Linked DNA regions of Homo sapiens: all the other regions are linked to region 1. The links are chromatin contacts, found by Hi-C or POLR2A ChIA-PET in ENCODE. All regions are on one chromosome and are shown on one strand. Each heading gives the region's core, a stretch centred on a gene start or an enhancer-like site at or near the end of the contact. The rest is flanking DNA. Distances are from core to core; before and after follow the strand shown. Region 1 holds the start of ZNF830 (zinc finger protein 830). Region 2 holds the start of SLFN12 (schlafen family member 12). Region 3 holds the start of SLFN5 (schlafen family member 5).

Region 1 (3,419 bases), core at 419-2,918:
GATAAAAGCACTTGATGAGTTACGAACTGTGGTTTGGTCAAAGAATACTTGGAAGTCTACAAAGCACAAATTCGCAAATTTCCTGCAGGTTTTAATTTTGGTGAATGTTTTCATTCATTCAGTCACTCAACTTAGTTTCCCTCATCCCTGCATTTATTAGATCACCAAGTTCTATCAATTCTACTACCTAAATATCTCTTGAATCTGCCACCTTCTCTCCATCTCCACTGTTATCATCTCTACTTTGGATGGCATCCGGATATCTCCAAACTTAAATATACCCTCCACACATTTTTCTTTCTAAAAGGCAACGTGATTCAGTCAGTTCCCTGATCAAAAGTCCTCCAATGATTTTTATGTTTTCCATCATTTTCAAGTTAAAATCCAAACACAGCAATGACATACTTGACCTTTCCCAATATCTTCCCTGCCTCATCTACTTTTCCACAAGCAAATCTTCTGGTTCCCTTAATATACCATGTTTTGTTTCGTTTCTGTTGGATTTGCACCATTGGTCTTTCTTATTCCTGAAATTACTTTGCCCAGGCCTTTACTCCCTCTTCCAACTAGTGAAGTCTTATTCTTCTTTCAAGACTGATCAAACATGTTACTTAAGATGCTTTTCCTTCTGCCATCAGTCCCTTTCTTCAGCATAATTATATGCATCTATATATAATTAGCACATCCTACTCTACCACATCCGTCTCTACCACATCTCCTTAAGAACAGAAACCGTTATCTTGATCATTTCTGTGTCCCAACAACTGGTACCTAAGTGACTTATTTTACCATTAATATTATTTTGTTCATTACTATGAGGATGTGTCTCTCCTCTTATACCCTTTTGCCCTCACTGGTCTCTTTTCCTCACTCTTGTCTATAGAAAAGGGTGCTTAATATATACTGAAAAGATGAATAGATCTGAACAACCATAGACACGGGGTATTCAAGTAGAACTTGGATTTGACCCCATGCCTTCCTGGCTCCAAAGCCTGTGTCCTCTCCACTACAATACATTGCCATACAAAAAACAAAACTACTTGTTGAATTTATGGACCAAGGGTATACAGTCTTAAGGAGCAGAGGAGTTAAATGCTTTGTTTCCAATGAGACACTAAATTAACTGACTTTCTAACTGCATATGAACCTTGACGACAAGTCGGGGGTCGGGGAAGCGCCACAGCTTCACTCCCGGGGCCCTCTACTAGGGGAGGCTTTTCTCCTCCACCTGCACCAGGCGAGAAATACCCCCAGAGCAGGGATGAGAATGAGGGAAATCAAGCTCGCAAGAACATCCACAGCGCTACGCGGACGCCTGCCTCAGAGGGCGACAGGACACCAACGGGCCCCTAGCCGCGTAATGGCCGCTCCAACCGCTGTCTCACATTTTCATGGTGCCTTTAGGACCCAAGTTGGTCCGCAGCACATCCTGCAGCCCTCGGGCGGCGCATATATTGACAGCCAAAGCTGCCCGGGCCCGCGCCACCTCAGCCTTGGAGTTGACGGCCTTTATCGCAGCCATAGCCTAACCGTTCAGAGGGAGAAAAAAAAAAAGCCTTAGTCGCGATTCTGAGCAAAAACGGCAATGCGACGCCACGCTCTCTTGAGCCTCGGCCAATCATCGCCCTTACAGGAAGTGACGTTATCATGCCTCGCCCGACGGAAACCAGAATCGTTTTGGGTCTGGTCGCCAAGATGGCGTCCTCCGCCTCCGCCCGGACTCCGGCAGGGAAGCGAGTGATAAATCAGGAAGAATTGCGGCGGTTAATGAAGGAGAAGCAGCGTCTGAGCACCAGTCGGAAACGGATAGAATCTCCATTCGCGAAGTACAACCGTTTGGGGCAGCTGAGTTGTGCCCTGTGTAACACTCCGGTTAAGAGCGAGCTCCTGTGGCAGACTCACGTCCTGGGAAAGCAGCACCGAGAGAAAGTGGCCGAGCTGAAAGGCGCGAAGGAAGCCAGCCAGGGTTCGTCCGCCAGTTCAGCGCCTCATTCCGTCAAGAGGAAAGCGCCGGACGCAGACGACCAAGATGTCAAGAGAGCGAAGGCCACCTTGGTGCCTCAGGTACAGCCCTCCACATCTGCGTGGACCACCAACTTTGACAAAATAGGAAAGGAGTTCATTAGAGCGACTCCCAGTAAGCCTTCAGGACTCAGTTTACTCCCCGATTATGAAGATGAGGAGGAGGAGGAAGAGGAGGAGGAAGGAGATGGAGAAAGAAAAAGGGGGGACGCCAGCAAGCCGCTCTCCGACGCACAGGGCAAGGAGCACTCAGTTTCCTCTTCACGGGAGGTAACAAGTAGTGTGCTGCCAAACGATTTCTTTAGTACTAATCCTCCCAAGGCCCCCATAATTCCTCATTCAGGGTCAATTGAGAAAGCAGAAATACATGAAAAAGTGGTGGAAAGGAGAGAAAACACCGCGGAAGCGTTACCGGAAGGTTTTTTTGACGACCCTGAGGTAGATGCAAGAGTACGAAAGGTTGATGCTCCAAAAGATCAGATGGACAAAGAGTGGGACGAATTCCAAAAAGCCATGAGGCAGGTCAACACTATTTCCGAAGCCATAGTTGCCGAAGAGGATGAGGAGGGACGGTTGGACCGCCAGATTGGGGAGATCGATGAGCAGATAGAGTGTTACCGACGGGTGGAAAAGCTACGGAATCGCCAGGATGAAATAAAAAATAAACTTAAAGAAATCCTGACCATAAAAGAACTGCAGAAAAAGGAAGAAGAGAATGCTGACAGCGATGATGAGGGGGAACTACAGGATTTGTTGTCTCAGGATTGGAGGGTGAAAGGGGCATTGTTATAGGGTTTTAAAGACCCAAGGTTTCTAACAGCCTCTGCTGTTGTATAAAAAGTGCTGTCTCTCAGTAGTATAGCGGTTACTTCATGCCTCAAGATTTGGGTACCTGGATTGCTAAACTGGATTGTTGAGATAAAATGAGCCAGTGAGCTACAGCACTTTGGAAAATTTGTGTAACATGTTTTTGAGGTAAAGTTGTTTTTGAAATTTCTGAAGTGTTATATACCAAAATGCCAACATTTCCACGACAGACTTAACTGTATAATTTCGTTGTAAAATCTGTAAGTTGTAAATATTGTACATAGTTAAATCTGTATTCTGTTTTGAATTTTTTTAATTAATAGAAAGACCAACCGGCAAACTTTCAGATGAATGCTTACTGTGGTATTTGGAATGTATGTATCTTCTGAACCCTACATCAAGTTGAAAAGGTTTGTTTTCTTGTTTCTTTGGTTTTTGTATGGTTTTTTAGAACACTTCATAAACACATAAGTCATTGTAGGTTAATCAGTTCTCTTAGTGTGCTTTATTTTAAAAACATAAGAAAACTATATGCCAAACATGACCAAACCAATGATGGTCAGATGTGGTTGCACATGAGAGTCACCTAT
Region 2 (3,419 bases), core at 736-3,235, 470 kb after region 1:
AGTGTCCTCATGGTCGCATATTTGTTTCACTTCTCATCATTCCAGTTGAAGAGAGACCATTTGACATTCTAGAGATGGCTGCATGCAAACATCGAAAACCTTTGAGAGAATACAGTGCACCAGGGAGCCTATTATTATGATGACTATTGGGAGGATAATACCAAGAGTTTGGAGGATGCTCCTTGCCCAGGGTTCCCATAAACCAAACCAGTTAAAATTAAATAGATCAAATAATGAACTAAATAAAGAATCTACCAACTTAAGTAAACAATCTCCTCATTAATCCCCTACAACTGAATCTCTTAATCTTCATTTAATGTATTTCTCCATAGACTCTAAGTGCCAGCAGCTGCACAGATACTTCTCTGTTCAGCCAATTCTATCATAACTTTCACAAAAGAATTTAAAGTCTGTTGTGTAACTATGGCCTTTACAGTAGATGTTCTGAGAACATCTATCCTATGGGTTCTAGGTTGTGAAGGGGTTGATTGTTCTCAGTGAACCATAAAAAGCTTTCTTTACCTGGTGAAAATACACTGTAGCATAATCATGGGAAAAGCTTTTATACAACAAGAAAACATGCATTGAAAGTGACATTGAATAAAATCCCTTTGTAAATGTTTAAATGGCCCATCGGGTAGCCAAATGTACCTGAAGCTTTGATTGTCTTCCCAGGAATATGGATTTGAGAAACCAAACATTGGTTATAAACAACTTTAGCAATTTATAAGTCAGCGGTTTCCATGGCAGTTTGATTTTTAAAGGTCAAACTTCCTCGCACTTCAAAGAACGCTGAGGCCAAACAGCACCAAAGGAGAACATCACACTTTAACCCGACACAACCCTGCTTAGAACAGCAGCACAAGAGCCTGCATACATGCAACTCCATCCCACTTTACCATTCAACAGCAAACTCCAGATTCCAAACAATATTGAGGCCAAACACTACTGCAACCGGAAGAGAAAATTCTAAGGAGGGCTTAGTACTAGGCCTAAGAACCTCTACCAAAGGAACCCCCTTGGAGAGGCTGAGGTCCAAAGGATCCTCCAGAGCATCCCCCTTTAGGGTCCAATCTTAGAGCGTCAGACGTCTCTGACCTTAGGTGGTCACCAGTGCCACTTTACATGTTTTCCCTCCAGAGGGGATGGCCTACTGTGAGCTTTCCTTTTGTCTCTGGATGAAGGCCTTGACTTCTAGCATCCTTATAATTTGATAAGGCCATGCTTTCCCATGGTTCCCATTCCACTAGAGTGATAGTCATGAACTTTAATGATATGAAATGGAGGCTAGGTGGGTTTCTTTTAACCTTAGCCAGTAGAGTAGGGGAAGGGAAGAATTTAACATAAGGAAAGAAGGTTTAAGTCACCTGAAACACGTGTGAGTTCGCCCTGGAGAAGCTGCGTCACACATAGGGATCAGGGACCACAACCAGAAAAGACAGAAAAGAGCCCTTCCCGCTTCTGGGCAGGGCAACTATCCCCATTCACTCCTTGGCCTTCAAGGCAGCACTGGAGAGTAGCCCCCGGCCAGAAACCTGCAGTCGCCTCCGTGTCTAGGCGCTACCCACCAAGGATCCCACGTTGGAAAGGAAAAGAGAAAGAGAGAGATTTACCTGTATGGAGCAGAAAGGAAAAGGGAAAGGAGAAAAATAAATCCCAGACTTTGGGCTTACCTCCTGGTTGGCTTGCCAAAATATGTTACCAGTGAAGAGTGTCCAGGTTCTTGGCGTGTTGAACAAAGAACTGGACAAACACACAAACAAAGCAAGGAAAGAATGAAGCAACAAAAGCAGAGATTTATTGAAAACGAAAGTGCACTCCACAGGGTGGGAGCAGGCCCGAGGATAGCGGCTCAAGAGCCCGGTTTCAGAATTTTCTGGGGTTTAAGTACCCTCTAAAGTTTTCCCACTGGTTACTTGGTGTGCACACAATGTAAATGAAATAGGAGCCCGAGATCAGTCTGAATGGTTGCAGAAAGCGATCAATGGGAGGCTGAAGTGAAGTTACAAAGTTATGCCCTATGAAAACATCTGATTGGACGCAGAAAGCGAAGTTACAAAGTTACATTCCTATGCACATGAAGACTTGGCCCTGGAGACCAGTCTGATTGGTTGCGGGAGGGGACCAATCAGAGGTATTTTCAGTTTTTCATCTGCCATGTAGAAAAGGAGGGGCTACAAAGGAAGTTTGTGGAAAGTTGGGATTTTCCTCCAGACCCTTATTCTCCTGCTTCAGAAGGGAGAGAAAGCAGACCGGGATGGGGGTGCGGGGATCTTCCCGGGAGTGGTGGGGTTGTGTTACCAGTGCCCCACCTCCTCCCGAGCCAGCAGACTCCCCAGAAATGAAAAACTAAGGCTGGAAGGTTTAGCGATGGAGCAGGACCAACTTACCAGCTCGCGGTGCTCCCTAGAAGCTGGATTCTTCGCAGGTGCGAGCACACCCCAGATGCCAGCGTGGACCCTTGAGCAACTGGAAGTTAAAAACCCACGAAAACAGCTCTGAGTGATCTCTAGGGAGCTCTCGTTTCTTTTTCACCCATGTGTATTTTTTAAGACAAAAAGAAAAAAGGTAATTTAAAGAAAACAAAGAACAAAGGAACTTGGCGAGGCCCAGGCTACAGTCCGCGGGCTCACTCTCCACAGAGTAAAAAGAACGCGAATCCTTTTCTGTTTTCCGGCCCTCCCCATCCTGGGCTGCGGCTCCACACTTCCCCAGCGTGGCCTGCATTTCTATTGGGCAGCTGGCGCTCCGGAAGTGTCCGCACTCTTTATTATCGACTCTGCGCCTTTGGGCAATTGTCACTATTTTGGTTCATCAAAATTGAAGAAATACCAGGCATTCTTACCATGCCCCTAAAGGGGTGACTCAACCTTTCCAGCTGTACTCGCATTCCCAGAGCAGCACTGCTGCCCCCTTGCTTAAAAGCACGGTTGCCCCCAGGAACCAGGCCAGGGCAGCTGTGGATGGACAGGAGAGGACAAAGGTGCAAGGAGCGGATTGCTCCAGGACAGACAGATTCAAATACCTACCCCTGGCAGTGTAGGGAGCATCTTGGGGCCATTTGGGAGATTCCTTTATTGGGATGCTCCAAAGGCTAGTCTGGCCGGATACAGTCCTCCTGCCACTTTGCTTTCCTTTAGCCCCCTTATTATGATAATTATGGTAATACATGTTTTTCCTGCTAACTTGTCTAAGAATTGGTGTCTCAGTACATAGCTTTTGAAATGCACACAGGCCACGATGACTCATCACAGGGGAATGTGCAAGTCTGAGTTGCTCCTTCTCCGCAAGCTCCACCTACCCCACTCTGGACTGCATTAACTGCCTACTGCCTATTCTAAAATCTTAAGGTACCTAGGAAGAGTACCTATTCACATTAAATAACGTATATATTGAAAGCACATAGCTGCGCTTTTCTT
Region 3 (3,419 bases), core at 920-3,419, 280 kb after region 1:
AGGCCGACATTGCAGCAAGCCGAGATTGCGCCACTGCACTCCAGCCTGAGTGACACAGCAAGACTCCGTCTCAAACAAACAAACAAACAAACAAACAATTTTTTTTTTTTAGAGATAGGGTCTTGCTATGTTGCCCAGGCTGGTCTCAAACTCTGGGCCTCAAGCCGTCTTCCCTCTCAGCCTTCCAAAGTGCTGGAATTACAGTCGTGAGTAACTGCACCTGGCCAACATGATGCCATTTACATGCAGCTTAAACGCATATACATGTGTTGAATCAGTGTCATGTGTTGATGAGGGACATAAACACATTTACTAAAAGTATAAACAGTTGCATGGGAATTAGTAACTTTAAATTCATAAAATTGTACTGGCTATCAGGTGAGTAGGGGACAAGTGGAATGAGGGAATGAGACCAGCTGGGTACCCAAATATTGCTAATGTTATTGCTTAAGCTGTGTGGTGAATACACAGGTGTTCAATTTACTATTATTTCGCACTTTCCGTGTACTTTAGCTATTTGACAATACATTTAAAAATCGAAAACTTATCCCATAATCCCAGGCTCCAGAGGTGATAGTAGGTGGTGTTTTCCAGACCTTTCCCGCTGCCTTGATTTTCTGTTAACTGGCCACCATCCTTGTCTCCTCGCGCTGCCGGTCGCTGCAGAACCCCTGCGCGGAGGGACTGCCAGTTCCCAGGAAGGTGCAGGACAGCTGGAGCCTCTTCTTCTCTGGGCAGGGATTTAAATGTTCTTGGGTAGCCTCGCCAGAGACCTGTGCGGCCCTACAGTGACCTTCTTTCCAGCCACTTTCCCATGAGCTCAAAGCTTTGGATTCTGTCACTTGCAAAGGGTCAGGCCTGATCCCTTGCGGGTTCTTGAGAAGTGAGTAAGACTTCCAGCGCCCCGGCCCAGACTGCGACGACCCAGACTGCGACGACCCAGTCTGCGCCTGGCGCAGGCTCCATAGACGGCTTTTCTTCAGCTCTGTCCACTGAGACCTCGAGCCCTTGAGCAGAAGATGGGAGAGAGAGGGTCTTGCTGGGCGGGCTCCAGAAGTCCTCCTGGCTCTGGGCGCAGGAGTTGGAAGAGAAGAGATAGAGAAACATCTACTCACCAGAATTGTAAACTGGAAGAAGGGTAGAGGAAAGGTGCCTAGAGAGGGCAGCTGGAATCAGGATTGGGCTGAATATTTTAGGAGTCCCCAAGTGCTACTTCTATCCGCTGGGAGCACGGGTTCGAATCTGCCCCCAGGCAGCCCGCTCCTGGTTCTCTTGTCCCCCTGTGCTGCGGCGGGGCCCACTTCGGCCCTCGGGTTCCCCGCACAGGCCACACAGGGCAGCAGCGCGCGCCGTACCCACGGGCAGTTCGAGAGGGCCGCGCGTGGCGGAGCCAGGCCCTTCGCCAGCGCCCAGTACAAATTTAGTACTAGAATTAAGAGAAACACACTGAAATCTGACAGCCCCGCCTAAGACCCGGGCGTGAGGAAGTCTGCGGTGGGTGATGAATACAAAGAACAGTTTCTCTTTCCTGTCAGTAAAACGCTGTTTCCAGAGCCTGCCAGGTTTCGCCCCAGTGGCCACACCTATGCCTGGCAGGTGCTGGTCCGAGCCCCTAGCGCCAGCAAAAGAAAGGAGGCGGACGCAACATTCTCGAATTACTAGGAGAAGGAGGGAGGCTTTCCCTTCCCCCCAGTGCCCCATGTACCAACGCGTCTCGCCATACCCCTTGCCCCTCTTCCAGCAGCTGACGGAGTAATTCGAGTAGGAATCGAAAGATTTGGAGGCGCCGGGGGAGAAACCTGCGGAGCGCTCTCCGAGCCTGTGGCGTCCCAGGAAGACTCCGAGCGGGGCCAGGGAAGTTCTCTGGAGGACATGGGGTGGATACCCAGGTCTCCTTCCCTGGGTGAAATAAGAACTGAAAATCTAAAAATAAAATAAATAAAATAAAATAGAAAACACAGAGAAGCAACAAAAAAGCGCTTCCCCTCCTCAGTTCTCCCCAGTCCACCCAAGGTTTACCAAGACTGTTGTAGTTGCAAGAGTGGGCTTCCGGCTCCACGTAACGATGCGATTGGGCTGTACCTCTGTCTGTCTCCTGCGCGATGTCCCGCCCCGGGAGGTGTCACGGAACTCAGCTGATATAAGCCCGGGATCCCGCCGGGTCAGGTTCTCTGCTCTGGACTTGGGAGGCTCCGTTGCCTGCTCCCGGAGGGAGACGCGCTGCCGAGGAGAACCCAGCGGGTAATGAATCCCCCGCGCTTCTTTGCCCAGGCCTTCCCCAAACCTCCCCCCGGTCTGCGCGGGTTCTCCTATTGGGCTGTGGTGAAGACAAGGTGCGGCGACTGCAGCTCCCCAGGTCTGGGCGCTGCCGGGAGAGAGTCTTTCCCGCTGGGGAGATTTAGTTTGTTGACTCAGGAGCACCTCCAACGACAGCTAGTGGCAGAGGACCCGGGAGCTGGGAGGTTCGGAACGCGGGGCGAGCTGGGGAGGAGGGAGAGGCGCCGACCCAGCGCAGCCTACATCTTAGCAAACCAAACCTGGCAACATTTCCCCACGGTTCAGGAGCACGAAGGACTTAAGGGAAAACGACGAAATCGGGGCTCCCGAGGATGAAGTTAAATGGGTTGTGGCCTGGGGACAAATAGGGCCAATGTCCAGTCTATTACAAGAGGCTTTGTTCCAGAGGCTTGCCTATAAGCCCCTGGCTTGGAACGTCAGTCTTCAAACTGTAACAACAGGGGCAGGCTACTAGGGTAGCCCACAAAGCCCTGTATCCCCCATACAGTGACTAACTAGAGCCCTAGTTGGTCATATCCGCAGTGGCTGAGACTGCGGTGTGATTCCGTTTCCCTCTTGCATGTGTCCCGGGAGCCCGAGTTGTCGAAGCCCAAATTCAGGCTCAGGAACCTGATGTGCTGTTGATGCCAAACACTGACACACAGATGCTTGGAGACAGAGGAAGATTTATTCCATTTGGCCAAAGCGAGAAGGCAAGAGGTCAAGATCTCTCAAATCCACCCTAACAAAAAGAAGTAGTGGGGAGTTTTTATGAGACCAGGAAGTAAGGGAGGGGGAATTTCAGGGAACCTCGGGGAAAAGTCTTTCTTCGTCTCAGATTACATCTTGAACCACCAGACTTCTGGGCGTCAGCAGCTGGTCACAATGCCCTTAAAGGCATTCATTCCTTCTGCAAAATTTTTTTCTTGACTCTGAAGCTATATCCTCCTGCTTGACAAAGAAACGGTGCATCAGCAGTTTATAATTATATTGCTAGAAAAAGGAATATTGGGCAAAAAGTGGGTAGTTAACATATGCAAATAAGCAAGGGCCTCATCGGAATTTTCATGGTTTCATCACTAAAAATGTTGGGGTGCTGAAATCTTGAGGGGCTCGGTTGCACCAGAAGGGGATCCTTTGTC

What was found. Hi-C counts contacts between places; a loop is a spot of excess contacts on that map. ChIA-PET counts read pairs that join two places held with the same protein, here RNA polymerase II (POLR2A). Pooled maps may share reads with other maps.
Region 2: a pooled map shows a loop between it and region 1 (11-fold over the local background). The contact joins the promoter of SLFN12 here to the promoter of ZNF830 in region 1. A Hi-C loop is called at or near these places in 8 of 50 pooled maps.
Region 3: a map of ascending aorta shows a loop between it and region 1 (10-fold over the local background). The contact joins the promoter of SLFN5 here to the promoter of ZNF830 in region 1. A Hi-C loop is called at or near these places in 6 of 168 maps with a recorded cell type or tissue (B cell, ascending aorta, endothelial cell of umbilical vein and 2 more), 7 of 37 single-sample maps with no recorded cell type and 23 of 50 pooled maps. POLR2A ChIA-PET finds 5 or more read pairs at or near these places in 2 of 52 experiments (HEK293T and Panc1).

The regions. Positions count from the first base shown.
Region 1 is chr17:34,959,872-34,963,290 of GRCh38, forward strand. It overlaps ZNF830 (zinc finger protein 830), which reads left to right and starts at 1,669. Exons shown (of 1, transcript NM_052857.4): 1 at 1,669-3,419. The coding sequence starts at 1,696. The coding sequence ends at 2,814. CCT6B (chaperonin containing TCP1 subunit 6B) reads right to left here and starts at 1,589. Exons shown (of 14, transcript NM_006584.4): 1 at 1,386-1,589. The coding sequence starts at 1,522. RefSeq lists a silencer at 1,119-1,413 and enhancers at 1,133-1,182, 1,283-1,502, 1,553-1,632, 1,713-1,962.
Region 2 is chr17:35,430,515-35,433,933 of GRCh38, forward strand. SLFN12 (schlafen family member 12) reads right to left here and starts at 1,986. Exons shown (of 4, transcript NM_018042.5): 1 at 1,674-1,986. RefSeq lists enhancers at 1,896-2,621, 1,990-3,189, 2,118-2,337, 3,158-3,397, 3,348-3,419.
Region 3 is chr17:35,240,903-35,244,321 of GRCh38, forward strand. SLFN5 (schlafen family member 5) reads left to right here and starts at 2,170. Exons shown (of 5, transcript NM_144975.4): 1 at 2,170-2,241. It overlaps LOC105371932, which reads right to left and starts at 3,249. Exons shown (of 4, transcript XM_047437262.1): 1 at 3,209-3,249; 2 at 2,020-2,317; 3 at 1,724-1,923; 4 at 1-1,068. The coding sequence starts at 3,249. The coding sequence ends at 621. RefSeq lists enhancers at 1,922-1,981, 2,502-2,611, 2,585-3,213.